Regions from separate parts of the Homo sapiens genome. Here region 2 is linked to region 1. Evidence: read pairs that join two places in POLR2A ChIA-PET (ENCODE). Cell type or tissue: CD4-positive, alpha-beta T cell. All regions are shown on one strand. Links, peaks and the distances in the headings refer to the core of each region. The heading gives the core; the rest is flanking DNA.

Region 1 (10,762 bases), core at 2,847-7,846:
AGGTGAATTCTTTCAAAATTTGAGGGACAGATAGTATCATATGAAGCAAATGGATCCAGCACCAGAAAGAACATAAGTAAGAAATGGAAAACAACCTCATGAATTCTAGAAAAGCAAATATAGCCTTAATACCAAAACTTCACAAAGATAGTACAAAAACATTTTTTTGGAAAGGCTAAGGGACAGGGAAGAAAAGGGAAGAGGAAGGAAAGAAAAGAGTGGAAGGAGACTTAGAAAAATTTCATTTAAGAGTATAAGAGTGAAATTACAAATAAAATGTTAGCAAATATAATTCAACAAAATATCATCTATGGTAACCAAATAAAATTAAGCAGAGAAAACAAGAATGGCCCAGTAATGAGAAACTTATGAACACAATATGCTGTGACGGAAAAAGCCAAACAAGAAGATCCATAATTCACCATTTAATCATTTGCCCCAACTTGTCATTCATTTTTTTATCCTAATATATGAATACATAGAAGTTACTGAAATACTTTCTTTGAATAAGGAAGAATATCAATTTATACTAAAGATGAAATATACATTTATAACATCAATAAATAAAACTCCCCAGCTGCCAAAAAGGCATTTAATAAAATTAACCTCCATGCCTGATTTCATTACTAGCTTTAAAATAGGACAAAAAGGAGAAAAGACTTTGAAGTGAAACAGACCTAGGTCAAATAAAAACACCACCACTAACCTCATGTATACATAGCCCAGTGCTTGGCACATAATAAACACCCAATAAACGAAAAGTAATTTCTATATCAACCAACCAGCCAGCTTCATGCTTAATAAATTCTATAGGCATAATATTAAAATTAGGCACAAAATAAGGAAGCTTTCTATTACCAATATTTAGTATTATATATATGAAACAAAAGTCATGAATGCAGTAAAGGAAAAGACAAAATTATCATTATTTGCAGATGAGTGGCTACCTTGAATATCCAAATAGAGAATTCCAATAACTAGTAAAACTAAAAAAAAAGTTTTAAAAAATGGCTACATAGAACATAATTTTTTAATTTTTATTTATTTATTTATTTATTTATTTATTTATTTATTTTTGAGACGGAGTCTCGTTCTGTCGCCCAGGCTGGAGTGCAGTGGAGCGATCTCGGCTCACTGCAAGCTCTGCCTCCCGGGTTCACGCCATTCTCCTGCTTCAGCCTCCCAAGTAGTTGGGACTACAGGCGCCCGCCACTACGCCCGGCTAATTTTTTGTATTTTTAGTAGAGACGGGGTTTCACTGTGTTAGCCAGGATGGTCTCGATCTCCTGACCTCGTGATCCGCCCGCCTCGGCCTCCCAAAGTGCTGGGATTACAGGTGTGAGCCACCGCGCCCCGCCGAACATAAATATTTTTTAATAAATAACATTCCAATATAGTAGTCTAATTAGATAATATAATCTTAAAACAGATTTTATTTACTATAGAAAGAACAAAAATTTTAAAGGGAAAATTTCCATGAGAAATACAAACATCATGAAAAAACAAAAATATTTATAGAATAATATTTGAGTAAGAATAGGAAAATTATGATAAATATATAAAGGCTTCCAAAATGTATATTTGTATTTAAAATCCCAACAGGATTAAGGAGACTTTAAGTGTTCTGAAATTCATTTGAATAGAATAAACAGGTAAGAATATTTACAAACAAAAATTTGTAAGTTACTGAACTGTATACATGTAAGCTCTCAAAAAATGTGCTGAACCAACTACAAAATTAAGGTAGTTAAAATAATATATATACAAATAATAAACGGCTCATATGCCTAAATTCAAATAAATAATGAGAATTAGACCCTGTGGCCCTAAAACTTAGACCCTAAAAATTAAAAGTATGATATTGTAGTCATTATAAATCAAGAGAGAGGGAAAAATTTACTTAATAAATGATGTTGGGAAAATGAGATGAAAATGTGAAAAAGAGCTGGGCACAGTGCCTCATACCTGTAATCCCAACACTTTGGGAGGCCAAGGTGGGAAGATCACTTGAACCCAGAAGTTTAAGACCACCCTGGGCAACATAATGAAACCCTGTCTCTATAAAAAATAGAAAAATTTAGATGGGCATGGTGGTGTGCGCCTGTAGTCCCAGCTACTTGGTAGGCTGGGGCGGGGGATCTATTGAGCCCTGGAGGTCAAGGCTGCAGTGAGCCATGATTGTGCCGCTGCACTCCAGCCTGGGTGACAGAATAAGACCCTGTCTCAAAAAATAAAACAAAATAAAAATGTGAAAAACAAACTAATAGAGAATTCCCTCTTTTGCCATAACTATAATAATCTCCAGATGGATCAAAAAGTTGAGTAGTTACAGCTTGTAGCATAGAAAAACTCTAAGTGGGTGGAAGGGGAAGGTGCTGGGTGAGGGAGTGCTGATTCTGTCTGTCCCTTCTCTTCCTCTGCTGCAGGCAGAGCCTGGTCACAGACTATGTCTTACTGCACGTGCTTGTGAAGTAGCACCTGCCCCTGGAGTACCAGCTGCTGCTCATTCCTTGTGCATTCAGTGGAAACTGTCTTCCCTGCCCAATAGCCAGGCCTCAGCACTTGCCCTGTCCCTACCTGCAGCCCTTTGCCCCCACACACTCCTCCAGGTCTCCTCCTGACCCCCAGCATCAATTAAGTGTGACAAACAGAAAAAAGAAAAAGAAAAACTATAAAACCTCTAGAAGAAGAAGGAATTCCTAAGCTCAAAAGCAATGAAGAAACAAGATCAATAGCCTTACTGCATAAAAATTGGAAATCTCTCCAAATCAAAAAAAAAATTAAAAGGCATGAACTGAGAAAAAATTAGCTTTTGCAGTAAATGATTAATCTTTTTACAACTTACAGGTTCACATATACAATACGATGAACCTGACAGCCTTATAACAAATAAACAATCCACAAAAGAAACTGCAACTGACAAACCAACATTGGGAAATGTCCTAACAGAAATTAAAGAAATGCAAATAAAACTACAGTAAAAAAGTGCCATGTTTTTTCATGAAATTAGCAAGTGTTTTGTTGAATAATAGTCCATACTGGCAACAATGTTGTGAACCTGATCTTTTTATATACCCCTGTTGAAAATATAAATTGGCATAAACATTTTGAAAGTAATTTAAAATATTTATCAAAGGCCTATCATTCATTCATAACCTTTTACTCAGTAATTCCATTTTGAGAAATTTGTCTCAGAGAAATAAATATAGGAAATGCCTTATGTGCAACGATATTCATTAGAGTATTTATAACAACAAAAATTTGAAGAAAAATCTTAAATACCCAATAATAATGAAAAAGCTAAGTAAATTATGGTTATACTAACTGAATGGAATAATAAGTAGGTATTTCAAATGATGAATGAAACAGTTAAACATGTTATCTATGGGAAGTAAAATTATAAAAAATTTTCATTTGGTACTTAATGCATTTCTAAATGTTTGAATTTGTTATATCTTTCCTGTTATAACAAGAAAAAGGATATAAAGATATTTCCATTTTGAAAATATAGTTGAAATAATAGTTACAAAGATTGTAATAAATAAAAGATGTGCTTGCTATCCTTTCATAAAAAAAATATCTGGAATGAAACTCCTCTAAACTCTAATAGTGTAAGTGTATATTGATGAGAATGTAGATTTTTTGTGTGTTTTCCAAATTATCTTTATTGAATTCAGCAAACATTTATTGAGATCCTAAGCAAAAGGCACTGACTACAACAAAGATGTATAAGGTACTGCATGTTGCTTATTAATGTGCATGAATTATTCTTATAATATTCTGAACAGTCATGTTCTCCCTGCAAAAGAACTCTTAGGAAAAACTGTATGATCACAAACAATCTGCTAAGAGTTTATTATTATATAAGCATTGCGGTATAAAATTGTAATATCCATTTTCAAACGTGTGAGAAAATACTACTAAGATTTAATAATTTTAATTTACAGTAACAACTTCCAAACATCCACTCAATCAAATCTGAAAAAAGAGAGACAGAAATTTATTTCTATTTCTTCAGATCCCTGAGATTTAAACACCTACCTTGATCGCAGAAATTGAAAGCGAAAATTTTTCAGTGCTGGGTACATATAGTAAATATTTTCTACCAGCCTCAAAAGTGAATTTGAACTGAACATGTCCAGGAATTTTAATAAAATATTGACCAGTTTAGCATCTGACCAGCTGAAAGGCAATTTCTTCTGTTATCTTTCCTAACATTCATTCATCTGTTAAATTAAATGAGCTAGAGCATATAAAGCACTTAAAAGAGTGTCCAGCATATTGTAAGCACTCGGCAAAAGTTAAATATTACTTTTAACAATTTAACAAATATTTCTAAGCAACCACTATGCACCAGACATGATGCTTTTAATAAAGCACAGTTATGTGGCTGAAAAGCAGCTCTGAAGAATGGGAAATCCTCTTTTCCCTTCAACATGTTCCTGGGCCCACATCAGATCTCCACAATCAATAACAAAATGTCACCAACAAATGTAGGCAGAATGTCCACACCATTGAAGAGGAAAGAGAAATATGTCTTTCCTTTGCATCTTCTGAAAAGGAGTGGGTCCTTGGTGTGATTGTTACCTGTCCACACTTGGAGCAATCAAAGAGTAGCCAGGAAACAAATATGTAAAAGCCAATGTGGTAACAGAGAAGGATGGTGAAGTCTCTGGAAATAATAGGGGGGGTTCATTGGCTGAATCTGAGGGGGCAATGATGACAGACTTGGTATTGTGTCTGCACAGACCATCCCCAACTTCAAGTTCTTTCTCGACCTCTCCTTACTGACTGCCTCCTAGGCAGGACTGCCTCCTTACTGACACATGCTAACTCATGGCTGAGTGACAGCTCAGAGGAGGAACAAGCCATTCTCTAAGACTCATAGAAGAAAAGGAGTATAAAGAAATCATTTGCAAAGGCTACCGGGATTGAACAAAAGATAGCTTTGCTAAAGAAAACCACATCAAATGTCACTGAAGAGTAACCACAAATCTTAGTTAGAATCTATTTTCTAAGAGGAAGCAGATCCAAAGTTGCACATCTTAATAACCAATATTCATAAATAGCTACCACCCTGCTTCCCTCCCTGCCCCACAAAAAAAAACACCCCTTAATAAGGTAAACACAAAAGTGCTTAACTGATAAATAAGAAAAACAAACATTCTGATTGGCACCACAGGAGGTGAATTTGTGTTTTGACAGTAATAGAATCCAAAACTCTAAACAGTACTGTTAAAAACGCTTAAACAATTTTGTCAATTTCATGCTTCCCCTGCTTCATTACCACATTGCAAGTTGATTAGAGGAATACTACATATGTTTTTATTATAACACCAATAAATTTCTAGGTATTTAATTGCAGCTTAACATCCATCTCTCCAATGAAGGCTGAGGGAGGAGAGGGTGAGCAGCAATGAGGTAATTCCCTCAGCAGCTTGGAAAGTGAGGGAAGCTCGAAGCACGCTAGAGGTGTTTCTCAGCCTCCTTCAGATATAACAGTGAACAGTGTCTTTCCCAGAAAAGGGAATGATCCTCTCTGATTCCTCAGGCAGGTTTCTGAAGTAACAGCCTTGCAGTTTCTCAAGCTAATATTATAAATAAAACATTAATCATTATTAACCCTGCCTGAAAAAAAAGAATGCTGTGCTAAGAAACAATCCACATTTTCCTGGGCCAAATTCAGAATTGTTTACTCTTAAAGAAAACTCTTTGTTCCTTTTACTGAGGTTTTCTGACTCAAGTAAAATCCTCAAAGAATCTTCAAAATTGAAAAATGCCTTGACTGTCAAGAACACCATAGTCAAATACTTGAGTAAAATGAAAACTTGTCTTAAGCTGCCAGACAAGCAGTGTCTTATATTATGTAGCCTGTAATGTAAAATGATGATGTTTAACAACTTGTTTAACTAAAGATTATTTCAATACACAAGACCCAATGCTCTGCCAATTCCTATCCAAACCCAGGAATTCACTCTTAGGTTAAAAAAATATATATATCTATCTATATATATATATACACACACACACGCACACACACACACATATACACACGCACATACATGTATATACACACACACATACATATATATATATATATATATATATACACATACGCACACACACATACATGCATATATACATATATATCTCCTTTAGGAGACACTCAAATCACCCGCTTGGCTTTCTGGTCTTCCAGTAAGTGAAATCCTGATAATCATGAAGAAACAACAATGACCACTAGGCACTTGTGCCTAATTTACCTAACAATTTAAACCTTGGCACTGACAAGTTCTATCTATTATTGATTTTAAAATTCCTCATTATTATAGCCCCTCCAGGTGACATTATTCTTTGCACAGCAAAAGTCATTCAGCGGTGTCAGAAAGGGTTGACAGGTCTGAAATTACACTGCACATTTGCTCCTTAAGAGTATGCAGTGGTCATGCATTTCTTGTTAGGAATGTAAAAACATAAGCATGCATAAAGAGGTTAGACAAAATGAGTTCATTTATTAGTCAGCTTCACCAGCCCTCCAAAGAGGCAAAATAACTTAAACTCACACAACACCTTTCATGCATTATCTTCAGAGCAGCAGAATTCAAATCTCATACACTACAGCAGGAAAAGTTTCACTAATTTCAATTACTATTATTTTAACCTCTTCTGAATGGATGACTCAGAAAAAACAAAGACTAAAGTGATAAATTAGACAGAAAAACATAGCCACAAACAAAATATCTTCAACTTTCTAGTTCAGCAAATAAGATTATAATTTATACTAGTATCATGTTTTATAGTTTACTAATAACACTTAAATATATTACTGTATATTTGATTCTCACAACAGCCTACTTAAGATAATATTAGGTCATCCTATAAAAATTATGGAATATTATACAGTGAGGCAAAAGAATAATGTAGAACTAATGGGATGGAAATATATCCATAACATGTTGAATGTAAAATGCTGGCTTCAAAACAGAATGGATTTCTTGGTCCTATTTTTATAAAAAGATGTATGTAAATATCTATATACAGATATATATACACATCCATATACATACATACTTGCATATGCATATATAAAGAGAGATAATGGCTAAAAAGAAATCAACCAATTGTGGTCTCTGTGTTATAATTACTATCTTTCCTCTAGTTTATTTTATCTTTTGATATTTCTGCAATGAATATGTATTACATGTATGATCAGGAAAAGATAATCATATGATGAGGTCATCTTATTTTTCTCAATAAGAATTTTTTTTAGTGAACTTCAATAACTACAGCTTAATACCATGGAGAAATGGGACCTTTGAACTGCTTTTAAAACAAGCATTTCTGGAAATATCAGAGTTCACTGAACCTTACAATCATCCATAGTCTTAAGGTCTGCTAGTTAGGATAATCATCACAAAATATACATTGAGTGATGTCTTAGCATGAATCCTTCAGGAAGCAGAATTTGAGGTAAGAATTAAAGTGCTAAATTTTTATTAGGAAGTTGCAAGCCCAAAAAGGCTTCAGTGAGAGGAAAGGGAAGGGACGAAAGGAAAGATGTGAAGCAATGCATTGCTGCGTCACCTAGGAAGGTGGAACCAGCCACCAGCCAGTTCACAACAATCTGCAGAGACACAACAGCTCACTCAACAGGAGTTCACTTGGTACAGGGACTTCTCTGTAATTGGCTACAAGAAGAAACCATCCTGGAGCAGTACAGTAAAGGAAAAAAAGAGGAAGGCTTATTTACCCAGTTCTCTATTGTCTCCAGTGTCTGTTAATCAAGTTCCATTTGGAACTGACCATCTCACCCCTCAGAACCTTCTCAGGAGGCTAGATCCCATGCCTTGAGCAGTATTGTAGCCAAATATGAGAGTAAAGAAGCAATTCCATGCAGGTGGGGCCCAGCATTTGCATTGTGAGTGCTAAACAGAGCCAGAGCTTCAACTCAGATTCCAAAAAGCAAAGGAACCACCAAAGGTGGCAGCACTGAAATGAAGGTGACTCCTTCAAGAGAAGGAGAGTCTTCTCAATGAACTTGAGAAAGGGTTAAAGGTTTATTGAGAAAGGCTTAAAGGCTTATGTCTAATATAAATGTCTTGCTAGTTCTTAGAAATAGTTGGTCATTTTGTTACTTTTTAGTTAATGCTGAAATGAGTTAAGACTTTGGCAAACTGTTGGGAAGGCGTGATTGTATTTTGAACTAAGGCAGAGGTTAAAAAAGTTTGGAGGGCTCAGAAGAAGACAGAAAGATGTGGGAAAGTTTGGAACTTCCTAGGGACTTGTTGAATGGTTTTGACCAAAATGCTTATAATGATGTGGACAATGAAGTCCAGGCTGAAGTGGTCTCAGATGTATATGAGGAACTTCTTGGGAACTGGAGAAAAAGTCACTCTTGCTATGCTTTAGCAGAGACTGACAGAATTTTGCCTCTGCCCTGAAGATCTGTGGACCTTTGAACTTGAGAAAAATTATCTGAAATTGGAACTTATGTTTAAAAAGGAAGTCAAGCATAAAAGTTTGAAAAAATTTGCAGCCTGACAACGTGATAGAAAAGAAAAACCCGGTCTCAGGTATTTCTTTATAGCAGTGTGAGAACAGATTAATACACTCCTGCTCCAACTAACACATCCCTGGGGACAGGGTGGTAAGAAAAAAGTAGCAACATCTATATCAGGAAAGCAAAGACTTCCTCCAAAACCCTCAGCAGACCTCTGTTCACTTTTTATTGGCAAAATAGTGTCAGAAGGCCACACCTCTGTAAAGGTAAATTGAGAAAATTAGCATTCCAAGCTCCATAGCAAAGGAAGTAGATGTTGGAAGACTGCTGAACGTACCAATCTAGATAATATCCTTCAAATACCTGTTCCTGACCAATGAATTCCTATGGTCAGCCAGACCTGGGTCTTAATTTTTCATCTCAGTGTCAGGGGACAGCAGTGTTCTGTGATCAACTCAAGGACCACATGAAATAGAACTGCCACTCCCAAAAAGACTAATCTTACCAAAGAAAGGTATAGAAAAGCACCCTGGAGAGAAATCATTAGCATTACCACAATGATTACAAAGATCAATAAAATACACACACATATGCACACAAACACAGACACACACACACACCCAAGCTGCAAAAAGTTGACAATTCTTTAAAAATCACACCATTAATTGTGTTTCTCTTGTAGGGTAGAGGTACAGAGAACAGGATCACTTTCATTTCTTTATGCAGCTCCCAAAAATGGTTGAAAAGTTACAGGTGGTTTTTTTCTTTTCTTCGGCTTTTTTTTTCAGTATCTTTTAACTAACAAAGAAAATTTTAAATTATTGGTAGTAATGTGATAACAAACCAAATTTTGTTAAAGGAAGAGATAGGATTAATCCAGATCTTTTAAAAAATGATGATTCTACAAATTATCATCATGAGGCAATATTTATTAGGAAGGGTATCAAAGAGAACAAAAACTGGATAAAGAAAGAATCATGAATAATGAAAACTAATCTCTCCCATTTAGTTTTCCCTACATCTGTCTGGATGAAATTACACCTACTAAATATTGACTTTGCTTCTAAGGCATGTGACATATTTTATTTGACATAGATCACTGCATTTAACCTTCAGGTAAGGATGGAGCCAGCACATCTCACTCAGTGACACAGAAGAAAGTGATGCATAAAGAGGTGAAGTGATGAATCTGGGCTCAATTTTCACATAGTAATTGCCTTATAGATCCCTCTGCCACCTACTGGGAGGCCTGGGCAACTGAGTTTGCTGTGGCTGCTTTGCAACCAGTTTATATTCCTACCCAAAGAGAAAGGGTCCTTCACCTAGGGCATTGTGAACCTGGATGAGGAAAAGATTATCTTTTTTTCACAAACCCCGAACTTAAGTTTCTTTCCATCATGATGCAGGGCACAAGCCACAGTACTTTTAGCAGCGCCTATGAATTTGTCACCCATCAAAAGCCCAAAGATTTCCATGTCACATCACATTGTTGTTGGTTCCTCACCACATCATTTACAAACATCTCTACTTCAAAATCACAGCAGCTATTAGACCTACTGTAATATCACCAGATTTCAATAAAATTGGTTTTCTTTGTAATCCTATATATTTCATTTGATGCATCCAAAAACATTCTTCTGACTTCCAAAGGAATCCATGGCACCAAAAAAGGAAACAAATATCAAAATCCTCTACATAGAGGTATCTCAAGCACTGGGGCATCTGTAGAAGCCTCTGAAGACCTTCCTAACAGCTTCCTTAGGTCTCAGGGGAAAAAAAAAAACACTTTTGTTTCAGGCCTGCCCTGGTGTGTGACCACAAAACATCAGACCTATGGCTTGGGGTACAGGTTTGTCCTGTGTTATAAACACAATGAATCAAGTCTCAAATCTTCATTTGGTGCTTTTCTTCTTCCAGAGGGTCTCTCAAGAGAACCCTCTACTCCCACTGCTCTCAGGGAGCATCACACATTGACTGGGTCACACACAAAGCAACTGCCATTTCTCCAATGTAATCACAGACACTGCAGCAGTACAATAGCTCACACTCAACATTCCAAGACACAATCAATAAAACTAGAAGCCATGTGAAAAGGTTAAAACCTATCAGTATTTCCTCTTTACCTGTTGAAATACGCCCTTCCTAGAGAGAAAATTACAGGTATTTCCTTTTTCTCCCCAGAGATAAGGGCTCTGTCACCCAGGCTGGAGTGCAGTAGCACCATCATAGCTCACGGCAGCCTCGACCTCCTGGGCTCAGGCC
Region 2 (10,762 bases), core at 2,874-7,873, 61 kb before region 1:
CTCCCTACTCCAATAAAATCCCAATTTATTCTTCAAATAGCAGTCAGAGCAACCTTTCTAAAATGCAAGTATGATCATGTCACTCCTCTGCTTAAAAACCCTTTGATGGCAGAAGTATGCCATGTAAATGGGGCTGTGGCGGGAAGAGATGTTGGAGAGGCAAATGTTGGACACATCAAAAGTGATGCTAAAAAATAAAAATGAATAAATACAATTTTTAAGTGATGCTAAGGAGAATTATGTCCTCATATGCACAATTCCTGGGTCTCACTATGCAGATCTTAAAAATGGGTGACAGTGAGAAATCAGAAAATCCTATATTGGCTTGACTGATTTGTATAGGAAAGGGCCAAAATTTACTCTAGGAAAATAGATCCAGAAGGTAAGAGAGTAGGGACAAGAAAATAAAGGCCAGGCCAGGCGCGGTGGCTCACGCCTATAATCCTAGCACTTTGGGAGGCTGAGGCAGGCAGATTATCAGGTCAAGAGATCGAGATCATCTTGCCCAACATGGTGAAACCCCGTCTCTACTAAAAATACAAAAAAATTAGCTGGACGTGGTGGCACGCACCTGTAGTCCCAGCTACTCAGGAGGCTGAGGCAAGAGAATCACTTGAACCCAGGAGGCAGAGGTAGCAGTGAGCTGAGATCGCGTCACTGCACTTCAGCCTGGTGACAGAGCAAGACTCCATCTCAAAAAAAAGAAAGAAAGAAAGAAAAAGAAAGAAAAGAAAAGAAAGGCCAGTAAGTTCTGCTTTTGAAGTTCCAAAGAATTTGGGGAGAGTAAGAGTAATTAGAGTCATCTACCACACCCTGATACATGAGACTTTAGCAAGATAGACAGGTAGAAGGCTTTTAGAAGTTTTGCAGTGTGTTATAAATGTCATCTCCATTTGGCATTATCGAAGAGATTATAGTAAAAACTTTAATTGCTTTGCAATTGTTTTTAGATGTTAGACTGGTACTTCTGTGGCTAGAACAATGAACAGAGAAAGGCCCTATTGTTAGAACAAAGAAGCCCAGTGCCACTGGAATTAAATACATAATAGAGTCAGATATTCTACCTGCGAAATCTGTCTAGTATTTAGAATGGTATTAAATACATCCATGCTTTAAGGTGCCATATCTAAAGTATTATGACTTCCACATGCTCTGTTCTACTCTACCCTCAACTCCCAACCAAGCATGAAAACCACTGATCTTGACTTGATAATATTATTAAAGTACAAAACACATACCTATCTGATTGCAAGCTTATAATATGCTACAACACAAATATCACAGATCTCTCACTGTAAAAGTTTATTTGTAGCATATCATAGCCCCACTATAGATATTTTACCCTTGGAGTGCAACCCAGCTATTCTTACTGGGCCTACTTAGAGATCATTTAAGTGCCACCTTTATTATCACACCTAACAAGCCTTTCCACTGGCAAATTGCCTCTATCATAATAGCTTCCACTTTCAGATGAGAAGGACTCAACAGGTCTTCCTGAAACTGATGATGTGCCTGGACTAATATTTTTGTAAAAACAAAAGTGGCATGGGAAATTAGAGAAGGCAGGAAGGAGTCTATCAGTGAGAATGCATCTTCTACCAACAGGTTTTCTTCTTAGACATTGTGTTGAAATGAGGCACTACCAGAGAGAAGAACCACTTGATTTGTATTCCACAACCTGTAGGTGACCATGGCAGGTATTCTGGACCCAGGCATGAGGATTTAGATCAGATTGCATACAGAGGATCCATTCTAGCAGGCATGGCCTATGGAGGCGTGCTCTAGGCTTATAAACCAGAGAACTTTGAAGAGCATGACTACAAATGGTGAAATTTTAAAATATATCTGGACCAGAGGAGAGCATCTCTATAGCTCTCTTATTAGATCAAATAGTCCAAGGGATCTTGAAACAGACCCTGTGGGTGGTCCTCTGGCTAAGGAATCACTTGGGTTTAAAGTGGACCTCCTTTCTCTGTCAAGAGAGATAATCTTTGCTGAGGTAAATCACCCTTAAGTTGGCATGAACAATTAAATAAATTTATTAGCTCACAGCTCTAACAGCATTGGTCAGATATGGTCTGGTCAGGGTTCTGGCTCATTTCTCTTTCTTCTTTTTCCATATGTCTTCTTCAAGTTGGCCATAGTAGTTTCAGGCCTAACATCATAAACATGTCCAGAGGAAGAGTAAGCATCTCTCCTGGAGGCCCTCTCTTAAAGAAACCACTCTATCCAAGATCCCCAGCAGGCATCTGTTATTGTGACACATGTCTATTCCAGAATCAATCACTGTGGCAGTAGACAGAATTATGTTGATGCCATTCAGGGATTCCCAGGAAACAGGGATGTGCTCAGCTTCCCCTAGTGCCCATGGACTGTTGTGACAAAATTGGATTCTTGTATTAAAAGGAGGGTGCTCTGGGGAAAGGGGAGAAGACTAATGATAGCCTTTGCATTTCCTGGGGTAGCTTTGTGCTACCTGGCTGTGTCCTTTTCTCTGTCCACTCTCTTGGGGTCCAGGAAGGATAACAATAGTCAGATCAACAGTCCAGAGAAGTCTTGGGTTCTGATGTGGGTTTTAGCCAAGGCAGTGGGCTTGCCTTGTGCAATTTATATAGAACTGAAAACCACTGACCCATTTCATTTATGTGCCTAATTGTCAGTTCTACATTCTGCACAGGCCTTTAACAGCTCTGTGCTCAATCTCTTTGAAATTGAGAGTATAGAGTAATACCAATAAGGAAGTCATATCTTTACACCACCTATCTTCATTCTTCATTGTCTTTAAACAGGAATATTCAACTATTTAATATGATGATCATTTCCAGCCTTTGATAATTTTTCCATTTTCTCTCTTTTTCAAAGCTTTTAAATTGTAATAAAGCTTTAAAGACTGAGCTACCAATAGTTTCATTTGTCTATCTTTCAACTATAATGAATACAGATGGGCAGAGAGGGAAAGAAATCCAGGATTTGGTCTGATCCTATAATCTTTCTCATTTGTTTGTGAAAGGTTGAATAATTCCAGATGAATACCTTAACAATGCCAGTGTTTTCTCATCCCAGTGATTTATTTTCCCATCGACACTAAAGAAATATTTAATATAATGTGCATATATAAACTATAAAATGATAATAACCCCCATATGAAAAGTTGTAAGTAACAAACATAATCAGAAGTAATGTGTAGGATTTTATGCATATATACACATCACTAAATACAGAACCATTTTCTAGAAAATAGGCGACAAACCTCACTAAATAAAAAAATACTGTGAGCACATTTTCTGCCCCATAGAATATGAAATCATCTTGTTTTTCTTTCTAACCATAGCTGTCCAAATATTATGGGTGACATACCCATATGTGATAAGCTGTGACATTAAAATTCTTCCATTGAAACCCACTTTGAACATTTCACTTTACTTCCCTCCATTTTACTCAGTCATTTTCAGTCTAGTTATGTAACATGAAAAGAAATTTATTTTGGCTCGCTCATATCTCTGCAGAATTGTTGCTTCCTACATAAATTTTACACTATTTTCCCAGTCCAAAAAAATGTCAAACCCCAAGTGTTCTAGGTTCAAGGGAGGAGGAAGAATGACTAAATCAGTTCAATTTTCCTTGGTTTGGTGGTACATTGCGGTGCAATGCTTAACTAGGACAATGCAACGAATAAGGGGGATGATATATTAATATGGCATACATGATGATAAGTAATGGTATAATCCACAGTGAGCTCTGTCTACTAAATGAGAGAAACTGCATGAAGGTGACAAAACATTTACAATGATGGAGCATAAATAAGCTCTTGGAGAAAATTTTCTGAGTGGTGAGTAGTTTTGTAGGAAACTTGTTTATTTCTTATTGACTTTCATCTATCTCTTTCTGAAAGAGTCTATTATTCCAATTCCACCTTGTTGTCAACACTCTGACATTCAGGAGAATATTATTTCCTCTTTAATATTCTGGCTCAAATGTGAACAAAACCAAAATCCACTTCATTTGTCCCCAGACCATAAAAGTTAATTTCTAAGTTGGATTAAAAGACATAAGAAACCTAAAAAGATGTAAACTTATGAAGTATAGTTTCCTGATCCCAGCTGACTTACGTAGTTGGTTCAGAAGCCCTGTTTTATTTAAAATCCTATCTCAGATGTGCTAAAAGACTAAGGAAAGGACTTGATTTACTCACACTGTGCCAAAAATAAATGCCCCATTTAAAAAAAAAAAAGACTAAGGAAAGAAATTCAGGGTGATTTTGCCTATAATTGGGGCAAGTTTAAAATAAGAGAACTTGTGACATAAGGAGATAGTTCAATTGTAAAAAGTAATTATTTTATAAATTGGCATATATTTTTATTCAATCTCAAGCATATTTAAATAAATATTCTCATCATAATTTAAAGCAGTCATTATGTTTACTCCAGAAATTCTTGAGTACCAAGAATATAGTCCTTTGAGAATTAAAGGCATAGGAAAGAGTGTTCATTAATGCATACAGTGATTAGACCAAACATGTTGTTGAAAACTACTTGAAAAACTGAATAAATATTTTTAAAAATCTGTTTGAGGGTATCAGAGAGATAGTAAAGCATTGAAGAATTGCATAGCCATCATACAGAATAAGGAAACCCAAGAAGTGAGCCGGGACATCTGAGCCGCTTGTCTACCGAAGAACTCTGCCAGTGTTCCAGGAGAAACAGCTGAGAGGCTCAGAAGCTCATCAGAGGTCTCAACAGACTAACAGGGCTATGATGACAAAAACTGGAATTCAGGGTCCACTGGGAAGTGGGTAGCAGCTGACAAATCTTCTGGCATTGGGTTGAGATCCTGAGGACCTACCCACTATGAGTGTAAGAATAAACTAAAAACAAATCAGCAGAGGTTGAAACTCAACTTCTTATCATTTCAAATGATGATTTGATTAAGAAGATCTGGGATTGCTAGTGTATCTAGCCTACATAAATGCAAATATAAATTTTCCTTGAGAGGGAGATAACATCTAGAGCCACAAATTATCTCTAGTTTTTCATAATCTTTAGCACTCAGTCAAAATTACCAAGAAACATTAGAAGACAAGACAATGTGACTGAAGACAAAAGTAAACAACTAGAGATAAAGAAATGTGTTCTCATCATTTAGCTTTTACTTATAAGTGAGAACATGTGGTATTTGGTTTTCTGTTCCTGTGTTTGCTAAGTTTGCTAAGAATAATGGCCTCCTGCATCAACAAAAAGGACACCCACGCAAAAACCACATCAAAAGGTAATCAGCATCAAAGATCAAAGGTAGATAAATCCATAAAGATGAGGAAAAACCAGCACAAAAATGCTGAAAATTCCAAAAACCAGAATGCCTCTTCTCCTCCAACAGGATCACAACTCCTCGCCAGCAAGGGAACAAAACTGGATGGGGAATGAGTTTGATGAAATGAAAGAATTAGACTTCAGAAGGTGGGTAATAACGAACACCTCCAAGCTAAGGAAGCATGTTCTAACCCAATGCAAGGAAGCTAAGAGCCTTGAAAAAAGGTTAGACAAATTGCTATCTAGAATAACCACTTTAGAGAAGAACATAAATAACCTGATGGAGCTGAAAAACACAGCACAAGAACTTCGTGAAGCACACACAAGTATCAAAAGCTGAACTGATCAAGTGGCAGAAAGAATATCAGAGATGAATATCAACTTAATGAAATAAAGCATGAAGACAAGATTAGAGAAAAAAGAATGAAAAGGAACAATCAAAGCCTCCAATAAATATGGGACTATGTGAAAAGATCAAACCTACAATTGACTGGTATACCTGAAAGTGACGAGGAGAATGGAACCAAGTTGGAAAACACACTTCAGGATATTATCTGGGAGAACTTCCCCAACCTAGAAAGACAGGACAACATTCAAATTCAGGATATACAGAGAACACCACTAAGATTCTCCTCAAGAAGAGCAACCCCAAGACACATAATCATCAGATTCACCAAAGTCAAAACTAAGGAAAAAATGTTAAGGGCAGCCAGAGAGAAAGGTCAGGTTACCTACAAAGGGAAGCCCATCAGACTAACAGAGAATCTCTCTGCAGAAACTCTATAATCCAGAAGAGAGTGGGAATCAATATTAAACATTCTTAAAAAAAAAAAAGAATTTTCAACCCAGAATTTCATATCCAGCCAAACTAAGCTTCATAAGTGAAGAAGAAATAAAATCCTTTACAGACAAGCAAGTGCTGAGGGATTTTGTTACCACCAGACCTGCCTTACAAGAGCTCCTGAAGGAAGCATTAAATATGGAAAGGAAAAACCAGTACCAGCCACTGCAAAAACATGCCAAATTGTAAAGAACATCAATGCTATGAAGAAACTGCATCAATTAATGGGCAAAATAACCTGCTACCATCCTGATAACAGGATCAAATTCACATATAACAATATGAACTGTAAATGTAAATGGGCTAAATGCCCCCATTAATAGACACATACTGGCAAACTGGATAAAGAGTCAAGACCCATTGGTGTGCTGTATTCAAGAGACCCAACTCATGTGTGTGTCTTTACACACATAGGCTCAAAATAAAGGGATGGAGGAATACTTACCAAGCAAATGGAAAGCAAAAAAAAAAAAAGCAGGGGTTGCAATCCTAGTCTCTGATAAAAGAGACCTTAAACCAACAAAGATCAAAAGAGACAAAGAAGGCCATTACATAATGGTAGAGGGATCAATGCAGCAAGAAGAGGTAACTATCCTAAATATATATGCACCCAATATAGGAGCACCCAGATTCATAAAGCAAGTTCTTAGAGACCTACAAAGAGACTTAGACTCCCGCACAATAGTAGTGGGAGACTTTAACATCCCTCTGTCAATATTAGACAGATTAATGAGACAGAAAATCAACAAGGTTATTCAGGACTTGAAATCAGCTCCAGACCAAGCAGACCTAATAGACATCTACAGAACTCTCCACCACAAATCAACAGAGTGTACGTTCTTCTCAGCACTACATTGCACTTATTCTAAAGTTGACCACATAATTGGAAGTAAAACACTCCTCAGCAAATGCAAAAAGAACAGAAATCATAACAAACAGTCTCTCAGACCCCTGTGCAATCAAATTAGAACTCAGGACTAAGAAACTCACTCAAAATTGCACAACTACATGGAAACTGAACAAACTGCTCTTAAGTGTCTACTGGGTAAATAAAGAAATGAAGGCAGAAATAAAGATGTTCTTTGAAACCTATGAGAACAAACATACAACTTACCAGAATCTCTGGGACACAGCTAAAGCAGTGCGTACAGGGAAATTTATAGCACTAAATGCCCATAGGAGAAAGTGGGAATGATCTAAAATCGACACCCTAACATCACAATAAAAAGAATTAGAGAAGCAAGAGCAAACAAATTCAAAAGCTAGCAGAAGACAAGAAATAACTAAGGTCAGAACAGAACTGAAGGAGATAGAGATAAGAAAGACCCTTCAATAAATCAATGAATCCAGGAGCTGATTTTTTTAAAAGATTAACAAAATAGACCGCTAGCCAGACTAATAAAGAAGAAAAGAGAGAAGAATCCAATAGACACAATAAGAAATGATAAAGGGGATATCACCACTGATCCCACAGAAATACAAACTACCATCAGAGAATACTATAAACACCTCTATGCAAATAAACTAGACAATCTAGAAGAAATGGATAAATTCCTGTACACATACACCATCCAAAGACTAAACCAGGAAGAAGTCAAATCCCTGAATAGACCAATAACAAGTTCTAAAATTGAGGCAGTAATAAATAGCCTACCAACAAAAAAAGCCCAGGACCAGACGGATTCACAGCCAAATTCTACTAGAGGTATAAAGAGGAGCTGGTATCATTTCTTCTGAAACTATTCCAAACAATAGAAAAAGAGGGACTCCTCCCCAACTCACTTTATGAAGCCAGCATCATCCTGATACCAAAACCTGGCAGAGGCAAAACAAAGAAAGAAAATTTCAGGCCAATATCCCTGATGAACATCATTGTGAAAATCCTCAATAAAATACTGGCAAATCAAATCCAGCAGTACATCAAAAAGCTTAACTACTACGATCAAGTCAGCTTCATCCCTGGGATGCCAGGCTGGTTCAACACATGCATATCAATAAATGTAATCCATCACATAAACAGAACCAGTGACAAAAAACACATGATTATTTCAATAGATGCAGAAAAGGCCCTTGATAAAATTCAACACCCCTTCATGATAAAAACATTCAATAAACTAGGTATCAATGGAACATATCTCAAAATAATTAGAGCTATTTATGACAAACCCATAGCCAATATCATACTGAATGGGCAAAAGCTGGAAGCATTCCCTTTGAAAACTGGCACAAGACAAGGATGCCCTCTCTCACCACTCCTATTCAACATTGTATTGGAAGTTCTGGCAAGGGCAATCAGACAAGAGAAAGAAATAAAGGGTATTCAAATAGAAAGAAAGGAAGTCAAATGGTCTCTCTTTGCAGGTGACATGACTGCATATTTAGAAAACCCCATCGTCTCAGCCCAAAAACTCCTTAAGCTGATAAGCAACTTCAGCAAAGTCTCAGGACACAAAATCAATGTGCAAAAATCACAAGCATTCTTATACACCAATAACAGACTATCAGAGAGCCAAATCATGAGTGAACTCCCATTCACAATTGCTACTAAGAGAGTAAAATACCTAGGAATACAACTTACAAGGGATGTGAAAGACCTCTTCAAGGAGAACTACAAAGCACTGCTCAAAGAAATAAGAGAGGACACAAACAAATGGAAAAACATTCCATGCTCATGAATAGAAGGAATCAATATCATGAAAATGGCCATACTGCCCAAAGTAATTTATAGATTCAATGCTATCCCCATCAAGCTACCACTGACTTTTTTCACAGAATTAGAAAAACTACTTTAAATTTCATATGGAATCAAAAAGAAGCCTGTATAGCCAAGATAATCCTAAGCAAAAAGAACAAAGCTGGAACCATCACACTACCAGACTTCAAACTATACTGCAAGGCTACAGTAACCAATACAGCATGATACTGGTACCAAAACAGATATATAGATCAATGGAACAGAACAGAGGCTTTAGAAATACCACCACACATCTACAACCATCTGATCTTTGACAAACCTGACACAAGCAATCAAGAAAGGCTTCCCTATTTAATAAATGGTGCTGGGAAAACTGGCTAGCCATATGCAGAAAACTGAAACTAGACCCCATCCTTTCATTTTATACAAAAATTAACTCAAGATGGATTAAAGACTTAAACGTAAGACCTACAACCATAAAAAATCCTAGAAGAAAACCTAGGCAATACCATTCAGGACATAGGCATGGGCAAAGACTTCATGACTAAAACATCAAAAGCAATGGCAACAAAAGCCAAAATTGACAAATGGGATCTGATTAAACTAAAGAGCTTCTGCACAGCAAAAGAAACTATCATCAGAGTATACAGGCAACATACAGGATGGGAGAAAAATTTCACAATCTATCCATCTGACAAAGGACTAACATCCAGAATCTACAAGGAACTTAAACAAATTTACAAGAAAAAAGCTAACAACCCCATCAAAAATTGGGCAAAGGATATGAACAGACACTTCTCAAAAGAAGACATTTATCCAGCCAATAAACATATAAAAAAAGCTCATCATTAGTGGACATTAGAGAAATGCAAATCAAAACTACAATGAGATACCATCTCACACCAGTTAAAATGGCGATCATTAAAAAGTCAGGAAACAACAGATGCTGGGAGAAGGTGGAGAAATAGGAACACTTTTACACCGTTGGTGGGAGTGTAAATTAGTTTAACCATTGCAGCAGACAATGCGACAATTCCTCAAGGATCTAGAACCAGAAATACCATTTGACCCAGCAATCCCATTACTGGGTATATATCCAAAGGATTATAAATCATTCTACTGTAAAGACACATGTATACATATGTTTATAGCAGCACCATTTACAATAGCAAAGACTTGGAACCAACCCAAATGCCCATCAATGATAGACTGAATGAAGAAAATGTGGCACATATACACCATGGAAAACTATGCAGCCATAAAAAATGATGAATTTATGTCCTTTGCAGGGACATGAAGCTGGAAACCATGATTCTCAGCAAACAGCAAACCAACACAGGAACAGAAAACCAAACACCACATGTTCTCACTCATAAATGGGAGTTGAACAATGAGAACACATTGACACAGGGAGAGGAACATTACACAATGGGGCTAGTCAGGGGGTGGTGGCAAGGGGAGAGATAGCATTAGGAGAAATACCTAATGCATACGGAGCTTAAAACCTAGATGACGGGTTGGTGGGTGCAGCAAACCACCATGGCACATGTATACCTATGTAACAGACCTGCACGTTCTGCACATGTATCCCAAAACTTAAAGTATAATAATAAAAAAATTAAAGAAAATTAAAATACAAAAAAAAAAGAGCAGGCTGGGTGTGTTGGTTCATGCCTGTGATTCTAGGACTTTGGGAAGCTAAGGCAGGTGGATCACTTGAGGCTAAGAGTTCAAGACCAGCCTGGCCAAGATAGAGAAACACTGTCTCTACTAAAAATACAAAAAATTAGCTGGGCATAGTGGCACATGCCTATAATACCAGCTACTCAGGAGGCTGAGGACAAGAATTGCTTGTACCCAAGGGGCAGAAGTTGCAGTGAGCGGAGATCATGCCACTGCACACTCCAGCCTCAGTGACAG

Evidence for each region. ChIA-PET counts read pairs that join two places held together with the same protein. Peaks named below come from ENCODE experiments on the same cell type or tissue, not always from the same donor. Only the 100,000 strongest peaks of a DNase experiment are listed, where the experiment ranks them.
Region 2: POLR2A ChIA-PET joins it to region 1 with 6 read pairs; 2 of 35 experiments call an interaction of 5 or more read pairs at or near these places.

Annotation. Positions count from the first base shown.
Region 1 is chr4:82,208,779-82,219,540 of GRCh38, forward strand. No RefSeq gene overlaps it. Among named protein-coding and RNA genes, the nearest start is that of HNRNPD, 160 kb to the right of the region's middle. In CD4-positive, alpha-beta T cell, for the core only: no CTCF peak of the experiment used is centred there; a DNase peak (open chromatin) is centred at 4,913.
Region 2 is chr4:82,147,677-82,158,438 of GRCh38, forward strand. No RefSeq gene overlaps it. Among named protein-coding and RNA genes, the nearest start is that of HNRNPD, 220 kb to the right of the region's middle. In CD4-positive, alpha-beta T cell, for the core only: no CTCF peak of the experiment used is centred there; a DNase peak (open chromatin) is centred at 5,245.